2 separate regions of the Homo sapiens genome follow, and region 1 is linked to region 2. The links are chromatin loops, found by intact Hi-C in ENCODE. Cell type or tissue: heart right ventricle. All regions are shown on one strand. Links, peaks and the distances in the headings refer to the core of each region. The heading gives the core; the rest is flanking DNA. Region 1 overlaps DYRK2 (dual specificity tyrosine phosphorylation regulated kinase 2). Region 2 overlaps LINC02421 (long intergenic non-protein coding RNA 2421).

Evidence for each region. A loop is a pair of places that touch in the nucleus more often than their neighbours do. Peaks named below come from ENCODE experiments on the same cell type or tissue, not always from the same donor. Only the 100,000 strongest peaks of a DNase experiment are listed, where the experiment ranks them.
Region 1: it touches region 2 in a loop (2.0-fold over the local background); 20 of 110 quality-filtered maps call a loop at or near these places.

The regions. Positions count from the first base shown.
Region 1 is chr12:67,661,343-67,666,722 of GRCh38, forward strand. It overlaps DYRK2 (dual specificity tyrosine phosphorylation regulated kinase 2), which reads left to right. Exons shown (of 3, transcript NM_006482.3): 3 at 1-4,064. Among named protein-coding and RNA genes, the nearest start is that of DYRK2, 15 kb to the left of the region's middle. In heart right ventricle, for the core only: a CTCF peak has its summit at 2,032 (motif pointing left); no DNase peak of the experiment used is centred there; H3K27ac peaks cover 4,232 bases.
Region 2 is chr12:67,717,537-67,722,916 of GRCh38, forward strand. It overlaps LINC02421 (long intergenic non-protein coding RNA 2421), which reads right to left. Exons shown (of 5, transcript NR_110063.1): 2 at 4,843-5,177; 3 at 807-1,005. Among named protein-coding and RNA genes, the nearest start is that of LINC02421, 9.2 kb to the right of the region's middle. In heart right ventricle, for the core only: no CTCF peak of the experiment used is centred there; DNase peaks (open chromatin) are centred at 2,835 and 3,795; H3K27ac peaks cover 4,420 bases.

The DNA.
Region 1 (5,380 bases), core at 154-5,153, 56 kb before region 2:
TTTTCAGATCTAGGAATAGCACAGTGTTGTCTTGTCTTTGGCAGTCTCATTTGGCTCTGTTTCTTGCACCACCAGCGTGTTCATTACCACTTAAATATATTGCTACAGCAGTGGAACAACAGAGTGGTGCAAGACACTGTAGATTAACGGTAGAGGAGAAATTGTGCCCTTAGTGTTAACAATGTGCCTTTTGTTCTGAATGCCATGTTGTAGGGCATGCATTTTTTGGCCTCTTTAACTCTTCGAATTCTAGTCAGTAAGAATGGAACCCATCTCTGCAAAGATACATCTGTCTTAAATATCTAGTTACAGGCCTTAATAGAAACCATAAGGCATGACTCATCTTCAGGCACTGAAAAAAGATAACCATCAGGTAGTGTTACACAAGGACTTCCTATATTTAAGGGGTTAAAGATGGTCTTTGTTGTATCTTAACATCAGACTGATTTTTACATTTTTTTTTTGTTATGCTAACACTAGACAAAAATCAACTGTATTTGTAAAAATTTACCTCAAACCATTTAATTTTATAGTGTGATTAATCCCAGGGCATTTGGTATGAACCAAAGTGCATTCCTTTTATATGTGCCTGGCTCTAGTAAGGATGGCCAGGGATTTTTACAATTTGGGTGCAAGGCACTTAAGCCACTTTTAAACTTAATGGGTGGTTTGGGGTCGTGTTAAATGACTCCATCAGAATGTTAGAAAACACTTTAGGCATCAGTAGCATTGGGCCATATTGGAATCCTAAAGTGTGAATTATTTTAAGGAGAGCATTCATTTTTGTAATTTTTTTCATCAAAAATATTTCTGGTAAGCAGAAGACTTTTTAAAAAAACTGATCTGGTCTCGGTAAAGGTTTTAATATTGCCCAACATAATGCTGTAATAGCATTAAAAAAAGTATTTGTGAACTCTGTTTCTTAGGGGCTTGTACATCTCTCTGCTATGGACATACATAAAATTAATTGTAATTATACTCAGCTCAACTGCTACAGTTCTGTCTAGGCAGTGGCTTGGGTTTTTATCGAGCAACAACTTAGACACGTGACTGTAATATGCTGCAACTGTGTGTACTGAAAATATGTGAAAATGGTTGAATGTGGACTGTGTATATATGTATGTAAAAATTTCTGTGAGATGCTGCTGTCGCCACTTAACATTAAATATGTTCTAGTGGATTTTAATCCTAGTGGCCAGTTCTATGATACTGTATGTATTATACAGCTGATGACAGGAGTAAGACTGTTTAGTGAATATCTGTTAAATTTTATTGTTGTGGCCAGAGATAATTTCAGAATAAAATTTTAATGTCCTACCTTACTTCTCTCCCCTTTCTAACTATAATTTAACTCCTGATCTATTTCTGGTATTATCCTTTGTCAATTAGCCTGGAGAGGGTTTAGAATGCAAAATGGATAGCTCTATATCAGGGTCTTGAGAAGTTAAAATAATTCATTCTACTAGTTTGTTCATAGCAATACTTTATTAGTTCAATATAAGTATGCAGATTCCAAGTGGAAAAACAAAGGTTTTAGTAAGTAGTTCTTGCTTTTCCCAGGATATTCTATTCCTTCACCTGTCAGATTTTTATGTTAACTTTTTTATATATAGCCTCTGCTGTGTTCTTTATTATGCTAGAGCTTCATATCTTCTTTTATTTTAACCTTCACAATGATAGTTAAGCTGGGGGAGCAGAACCTGTCAATTATTCCCCACCAGTCTTCATTCTTTTCTCTGCACAAGTTCTGGTAAATTATTCTAATGTGCTCTAACCAGTTCCACCCAATGTTTTTTAATGCTTATGAGTTTGCAGTTTTTGTACTTGGTGGTCTCTGTGGTTCACATTTTTTTGTGTTGTAGTGTCTCCTGCCTCGGTTGGCTCAGAAAATAAGGCCTAGGAACTGCAATTAGCTCATGATTTGTCAAGTTCAGTTAGTACCAAGCTAAGAGTTTACTTACAGATGACAGCAAGCAGATGCTCTAGTAATTCGTCAGACATTGCAGGGATATTGTGTAGTCAGATATTACCCTCTTGTGGAAAGAACTACCTCACATCATTATTTATTTCCCTTCTGTTACCAACAGCCAAGGAATTACTTAGTGTGGCTCCCTGCATCAATACTGGGATATGCTTAAACAAGGGAATGCCATAAGAGTTCCCAATTGCCTCGTCATAGCCTGGGCCATAGATTTTTGTTACTGCTAATCTTGCTTCTTAAAGTTCACACCCAGTGCAAAAAACCCAATCAGCAAACTAACCCCAAAATCCAATATATTTAGAAATGTAAGTGTTAAGAGATGTGCATTATGTACAAAATTGAAAATTGGTGCTAAAGTGGCAATGTCAATTTAAAATTTCTTGTCCAGATCTGACTGACTGACTCAGGAGATTATAGTTCCTACTCATTCTCTTTCCTTTTATCAGATCTTTCAAAAGCGCTTTTTAAAATTGATCAATGTGCAATTCTGTTTGAGTCTCTACAGTCCTATCCCTTTTGGAATGAACAGCTACACAAATAAATATTCTTGGAACTTCGAAGTTGTCTTCAAACTAGCTCTAGAAAATGTCCCTAGTTGACATTAGTGTTGGTCTGTTAGAAGGGGAAATTGATTTGACTGCTTCATGTTTTGAAAAGAGCATTAAGAGGGATTTGAGGAAGGTATATGTGGCTTTCTTTTTTTTTCTTAAGTTTGAATTACACTTGATTTCCTTTGGGTTATTAGGCAGATAAACCCTTGTCATTAGTAATACTTAGCACTGTCCAAAATGAAAAATGACTGCCAGTGTGTTGCACATACATAAGAAAATTACATCTTACTGCGAAGTCTTTGGTTTGTTTCCTTATTTGGTTTGACTTTGACTTACTATTTTGCTATGGTCATATCCTTAATATCTGCGGTACATTTCATATATATATATGGGGTGGGAGCATAATTGCCATTCCCATGTGTCTCAAGGAAGCTTAATGAGGAAACTAATGAGTTAATATTAACTCTTCTGAAGAAAGCTGACATTTTAGGAGTATTAAGTCATCTGTCGTTAAGGAGCAGCAAGAATATATTATGATTGTATCACATGTTCCAGAAGAGCATTACCCCTTACATAGAAAGCTCCTTGGAGATTTCATGATGTTGGATGAACATCAGTTTATCCTTATACATCCCTATGAGCTATAATTATCCTCATTTGATACTTGAGGAAACTGAAGTGACTTGCTCCAAAGTTGACTACAAAAACATTGCAGTTTGAGGCTTAGGTTGTAATCAGGTAATTTTGGTCTTGGACAGTAAGGGAAAATCCATAATACATAAAACACAAAAGTTTAGAAAGGGGGGGAAGTTGAGCTAGCAATGGGCATTTCTATTATTTAAGTTACATATCAGTTTCCAGGAATATTTTTCAAATGGGACAAACTAAAAAGTTGAGGACTAGAGCATCGTAGTGTCTAAGTGCACCTAATAACTTAATGCATGTGCACACACCCTCAGTTAATTTGTAAGAGAGTGACTTCTCATTGTTATTTGTGGAGAGGCTAATTATAGTAGCTTCATTCTTTATTTTCTGTGTTCTTAAATTTTTTTTTACATTTGAAAGTATGAAAATACTATTTTTGACACTTTACTGATACTCAGGGATTAAAAGTTAAATTTTACTGACTGTAGCAGCAGGTAAATCTCTTAAATTTACTCAGGTTTCCTATCCTTTGCCTCCATATTTAAGAAAATATAGAATGCCTGCCAGGGAAATATATAAAAATAAAAATTTCAAATACAATTTTAAAATACCAATTTGTAAATAAACCAATTTTACAAACTAAAATATTGTGTCTTTCCTTGCTTTTTATCCCAATTTATCTCCCCTCCTAAGTTTGAGGAGTTTTATATATTAAGGCTATTTCTTCATTTGTAAAAATGAAGTATGCTATTTGCAAAGCAAAAGCCCATGAAAAGCCCCAAATCATTTAAGTAAAGCTTACTGAATTGTTTTCAATTGTTTTGGGAGAAATGTAACTAATTATAAGCAATTTATGTGGACCAGCAGCAAATAAATGTATGAGTACATTTGGGCGAATTTGTCATCTTTTTATCTGAAGAGGAATACCCTACTTAATTTCCCTTGTCTGTAAAATTGAGTTTATCAGAATTTTGGCTAGGGTAGCTTTAAATATATATATAGAAAATGCAGATGGCATTTATTTGTCAAATATTTATTAAATAAGCCTCCTACAGCCCAGAATCTTGTAGGCACTAGGGATATATAATGCTGAACAAAACACACAGTGCCTTTTTCAGGGAGTTTTTAGACTGGTTGGGAAGGCAGACATTACATGGGTAATTATATGAACAAATACATATTTTATACAACAAATACTTTGCATAGTTGCAAAGTAGTAAGTGCTGTGAAGAAAAAGCATGTTGTGCTGAGTGTGTGTGCAATGTTGTATGGATCAAAGATGGCTTCCCCAGGAAACAAATAGCTTTTGAGCTGAGGAACAAAGAGCATGAATAGAGACCCTGTAGCTAGCTAGAGGAAATAAGGTGAACAACTGAAGGCAGGGCCACTTGGCCAGAGCCCAGAGAATGAGAGAATTTGGTGTGAAACGAAAGTGATGAGGTGAACCAGAACATGCCAAGCCCTGTAGGTGCTATTAAGGATTTTGGTCCTTACCCTATAAGTAAGGAAGCCACCAAGAGATTTTTGAGGAGGAAATGCCATGAGCAGATTGGCTCTTCCTGGCTGTCTTTATAGGAAAGTACTGAGAAGGGTAAGAGTAGATGAAGGAAGCCCAACTGGAAGTGTTTGCAAGATATGGCAGACTGGCCCACAGGATGGGGATGGACATTTAAAGAAAATGGATTTGAGGGCTCATAAGGATACAGAAAAACAGATGCTCTCTGATTTACAATAGGTCAACTTAAAATGTTTTGAGTTTGTGATGGGTTTATCTGGTATTGAATGCACTTTCAGTTTACAACATTTTCAACTTCGGATGGGTTTATCAGGAAGTAGCCCTTTCATAAGTCCAGGCCCATCTGCATTAAGGTAGAAATAACAGTGATGTCTCTTTGTGTCTGAAAAGTTGTTGTTGCTATTTGTGTCTGGTTTGCTACATTGCATCAAAAGGAATCACAGTATCTTACTTGTTTAAGAAAAGAAAGGGTTGCAAATTAATGCCTTTGGTTACAAAGTATGAAGCACTGGTATACTATCTTTTGCTGAAGATTTGAAGCCTTTGAGTAGAATCTTGTTTATTCATTCATTCAAATTCTTTTCAGGAAATTTTAAATTTTAAAAAGATTATAAAAATGGGGTGGGGGGATTTTACATATTAAGTTTTTATATTAAGACTAAAATGAATGAAGGGAAGAAGGGAGGG
Region 2 (5,380 bases), core at 51-5,050:
AGTGAGCTGTGATTGTACTACTGTACTCCAGCCTGGGTGACAAAGCAAGACCCTGTCTCAAAAAACTAAAAAAAGGGCCGGGCACAGTGGTTCACACCTGTAATCCCAGCACTTTGGGAGGCCAAGGCGGGCAGATCACGAGGTCAGGAGATTGAGATCACCCTGGCTAACAAGGTGAAACCCCGTCTCTACTAAAAATACAAAAAAAAAAAAAAAATTAGCCAGGTGTGGTGGCGGGCACCTGTAGTCCCAGCTACTCCGGAGGCTGAGGCAGGAGAATGGCGTGAACCCGGGAGGCAGAGCTTGCAGTGAGCCGAGATCGTGCCCCTGCACTCCAGCCTGGGTGACAGAGTGAGACTCCATCTCAAAAAAAAAAAAAAAAAAATTAATACTAACTTAGCACTTACTACATGATACAATTAGTCTAAGAACTTTCCAAGTAACGCACAGAAGACTATGAGGTAGAAGAACATTTTACAGGGAAGGATGCTGAGTCACAGAGAGGTTAATTAAATTTTCCAAGCACACGCATCTTGCAAGAGGCAGAGCTGTGAGTAAAACTCAGTCTGGCTCTGGAGTCCAGGTTCTCTGCTGCTCTATTTACCAAAGAGTTAACGAATCAACATTTGATTGTTGCATTGTATGTGTCAGTTTTTCAAATATGTGGAGATGCCTACCAAATTCCTAAAAAAAGGATTTACAGTTCCTCCAAAAGCTCAAGCCATATAATGCTGCAATATGAGAAGCAAAGGAGAATAGTCTCGCTACACTTTCTGTTTTCTCTAATTGTTCTCATTTCTACGTACCCCCAGGATAGTGTGTCTGGAATTGGTGGGTTTTTGGTCTCACTGACTTCAAGAATGAAGCCGCGGACCCTCGCGGTGAGTGTTACAGCTCTTAAGGTGGCGCGTCCGGAGTTTGTTCCTTCTGATGTTGGGATGTGTTCGGAGTTTCTTCCTTCTGGTAGGTTCGTGGTCTTGCTGGCTCAGGAGTGAAGCTGCGGACCTGCACAGTGAGTGTTACAGCTCGTAAAGGCAGTGTGGACTCAAAGAGCGAGCAGCAGAAGGATTTATTGCAAAGATCGAAAGAACAAAGCTTCCACAACGTGGAAGGGGCCCCAAACAGGTTGCCACTGTTGGCTCCGGCAGCCTGCTTTTATTCTCTTATCTGGCCCCACCCATATCCTGCTGATTGGTAGAGCTGAGTGGTCTGTTTTGACAGGGTGCTGATTGGTGCGTTTACAATCCCTGAGCTACACACAAAGGTTCTCCACATCTCCACTAGATTAGTTAGATACAGAGTGTCAACACAAAGGTTCTCCAAGTCCCCACCAGAGTAGCTAGATACAGTGTCGATTGGTGCATTCACAAACCCTGAGCTAGACACAGGGTGCTGATTGGTGTGTTTACAAACCTTGAGCTAGATACAGAGTGCCAATTGGTGTATTTACAATCCCTGAACTAGACATAAAGGTTCTCCAAGCCCCACCAGAGTAGCTAGATACAGAGTGTCCATTGGTGCATTCACAAACCCTGAGCTAGACACAGGGTGCTGATTGGTGTATTTACAATCCCTGAGCTGGACATAAAGGTTCTCCACGTCCCCACCAGACTCAGGAGCCCAGCTGGCTTCACCCAGTGGATCCCGCACAGGGGCTGCAGGTGGAGCTGCCTGCCAGTCCCGCGCCGTGCGCCCGCACTCCTCAGCCCTTGGGTGGTTGATGGTACTGGGCGCCGTGGAGCAGGGGGCGTTGCTCATCGGGGAGGCTTGGGCCGCACAGGAGCCCACGGAGGGGGTGGGAGGCTCAGGCATGGCGGGCTGCAGGTCCCGAGCCCTGCCCCGCGGGAAGGCAGCTAAGGCCCAGTGAGAAATCGAGCGCAGCGCCGGTGGGCTAGCACTGCTGGGGGACCCAGTACACCCTCCGCAGCCGCTGGCCCGGGTGCTAAGCCCCTCATTGCCCGGGGCCGGCAGGGCCGGCCGGCTGCTCCGAGTGCGGGGCCGCGAAGCCCCCGCCCACCCGGAACTCCAGCTGGCCCGCAAGCGCTGCGCGCAGCCCCAGTTCTAGCTCGCACCTCTCCCTCCACACCTCCCTGCAAGCTGAGGGAGCCGGCTCTGGCCTTGGCCAGCCCAGAAAGGAGCTCCCACAGTGCAGCGGTGGGCTGAAAGGCTCCTCAAGTGCCGCCAAAGTGGGAGCCCAGGCAGAGGAGGCGCCGAGAGCGAGCCAGGGCTGTGAGGACTGCCAGCACGCTGTCACCTGTCAATAGTAAGTGGTTTGAAAACCATTTAGTATAAAGAAAGGTAGAAGAATCTAGGAATATTTAACCTGGAGAAGACAACTCTTGTTAGGAAAATGGCTGGAGCAATTCTAGGCTTTCCATGATATTCATAAAATCCAGAGCAAAAAAGAGCATTTCCCCAGTGCCTACCTCTTAAGAACAAAGAAACTTATTTCCTCAAAATTTCCGGGAAAGTTTTGGTGTTAGTCAGGGTCTTTCAAGAAGCAGATGTTAAGATGGACTGATATGTGCTCGGATTTTACTAGGGAAAATGAATGTGTAAATGGAAATAGGCAGGGAGCTGGGAAGGCTGCAAGAGCGTCAGGCACTGATGGAAATTTGACTTCAATTAAAGGAAAGGGAGAGAAAGGCCGAATGGAAGTGCCTTATACTGTGCAGTCGAAGCAAATCTTAGGGGAATCCTTCACCCCAAATCAGCTGACAAAGGAGTTGTGTCTCCCAGAAATTAGTCTGTCTTAGTATTCCTTAGGATTCACAAACTTGGGGATGGATTCCAAAGTGCAGCAGCTGGGGCCCTTGGTCAATTATGCTGCCATAGAAGGAGGTGTTCTGGGTGCATTCTCGTGACTGCTACTTCCCTCCTCACGTATCATTGGTCTATTATTAAATCAGTCCTTGTCTCAGGGGATTAATGACCTCATTGGCTGAGGCCTGAATTCTTGAGCCAATCACCCTGGCAAGGGGGCTGGAATTTCCCATAGGCCCATTAAGTCTACTGTCTGGGCCAGTTCCCCTGAAGCATGTGGGTTGTGGGGAGGAGGGACTGATGTCTAAATAAAAAATCTGGATATCTTTAGGAAGGGAAAAGGGAAGTCTCATCTATGATACTGAAATTTGAATCCCTATCTATCTGAGGGCAAAGTCTGTGTTTATTTATCTGCAACACGACACCTCTTAAAATTTATGGTGGCTACAGCTTTTAAAAGTTGTGGTTTTGGGAGCAGGAGGATGGGGTCAAATTCTAAGCCACTGAAAATCATCCTGTTATCTATGCCATATGTGTTGTCAAGCCTGGTTTTAAAGGCTTCATAAATTGTCGATGAGCTGGCATGTGCAGTAGAAATATAACCATCATAATAGCTAATAATTTTAGAGCAATAATGATGCGTCTGATACTGTATTTTATATCCATTCTCACACTTACTGCCCATGGTACCTATTAGATAAGCATCCTTACTAGTTGCAGTTTATCTAGGAGGACACTGAAGTCTTAGGGGGTTAAGGAACTTCCCTGAGAACACAGTTAAGAAGGTAACTGGCTGATTGTCTGATTGCAAAGTTGTAACAGCTCCTGTCCCTCCTCACAATTCTTACTCTATTGCTTCTCCAGCTTGTTTCAACAATGCTTTTAAACAATAAGTTTGCTTTTCAGGAGCCATCCTCTTCCAGGTGAGAGTGGGAGAGCTTTATGTTCTCTCAGGCACTGTATTAGTGGCACTCTACCAACATGGGCTTGCGATGGCCATTGAAGGCTCTTAAGACTGGCACAATGCCAACGGGAAGGGCAGGTTGCCCTCAATGTCCAGGAATTGTAGGTAGCCGAATACAGTGCAGTGCTTTGGAATTACAGCACTTGGCTGACCTTGTAAAGGGAACTGTTTTCCTTATCCATTTTGGTTGCTTAGCTATGTGTTAGTACACACCAAGATCATGTGGAGCTGGCACTTCAGGAACCGAAAGAAAGACAGACAAGGACCAAAATAACAAGGGCCATGCAGAGAATTCCACTGGTCATCTCAGTGACAACTCATATGATTACAGTAATCTTTACTGTGGGTGTGCCCTGCTTTAGGGAACATATGTTAACAACAGATAAATGAAGGAGTGATTATTCACTTTAAAAAGGCATAATGAATTTACAGAAGGATTCACTGGAAGAGTCTTTTAAATATCAATGAAATGCAAGTAAAATGCAATTTATTATACACAATATCATGTAATATGTTTTCAAGAGTACAGTCATTGGGTTAAGGGCTGTTTACATAATTATATTTTGAAGAAATATAATTCAGATAGCTTCCACAAGATCAAATTTCAATATATTTTCATATGTCTATACATCAAGATATATTCATTAGGGCCCTACTATGTGCAAGGCACTATAATATATTGACTCAGTAGGTCTAGGGTGGGTCCCAGATTCTGCCTTCCTAACAAGTCCCCAGACCACACTTTGAGTAGCGAGGGCTTCTAGAGATTCAGGCCCTCAGCTTCCACGGCTACTGATGGTCACTGGGTGTTGTGGTCTGTGCAGCTGGAGTGAATCCCTATTACCGTAATTGTTCCAGTCTCTAAGACCTGAGTGAGAGCACCTGGTTGGCAGCACAGGCAACACACCTGCACTTTATTCCTTGGAGAGTAGAAGCTTGCTATCTGCTCTCTTCCACTTCTGTAGTGGAAGGTAGGCCCTGCTTCCCACCATGACTCACAATAGAAAAAATCCCTAAACAAGTGCAGATGCTGAGCACCTAAAAAGATGATAAATGTCCACTGTATGAACTATGCGAATTTATAAGTAAAAACTTCATTTAGTTATGTAGCTCACCTTTGCATGATCCATTGTGCAGATGTGGAAGTCCCAGGAGCCTGGTCAGCCACATGATTCTAGCCTTGGACTCTTCCCCCTCCAATCTCAAATGGAAGAAATGGCTCTCCTTTGTCACATGCCCTTTCTTATCTGGCATGCAAAATGCTCCACATTCCAATTTTCATTTGCTTTATTTGTTTTCCATTTAACTGCAGTTTTTTCTTGTGTCAGGAAGTTTTTTCTCTGGATTTAGTTTGTGAGAGATGATGAACTCCCCAGGTATTTAGTTCATCCACATGTTAGGATTTACATGGCAAGTTCTCCAATATTAAAAAATAAAGGTAAATCTTATGCTGCAGTTAAGAAGAATGAGAAATGTCAAAGTTTACAACTGTTTGTTCCCCTTTTAGGTTCACTATCCCCATCTAAACTGTAAGCTGACTTTTATTAAAATGTAACATTTACCTTCCCAAAGTGAATTTGTCTTCCTATAATAAGAATAGGAAAATATCACAATTTACTGCAAAAAAATAGCAAATACAGAAAAAACCTAAGT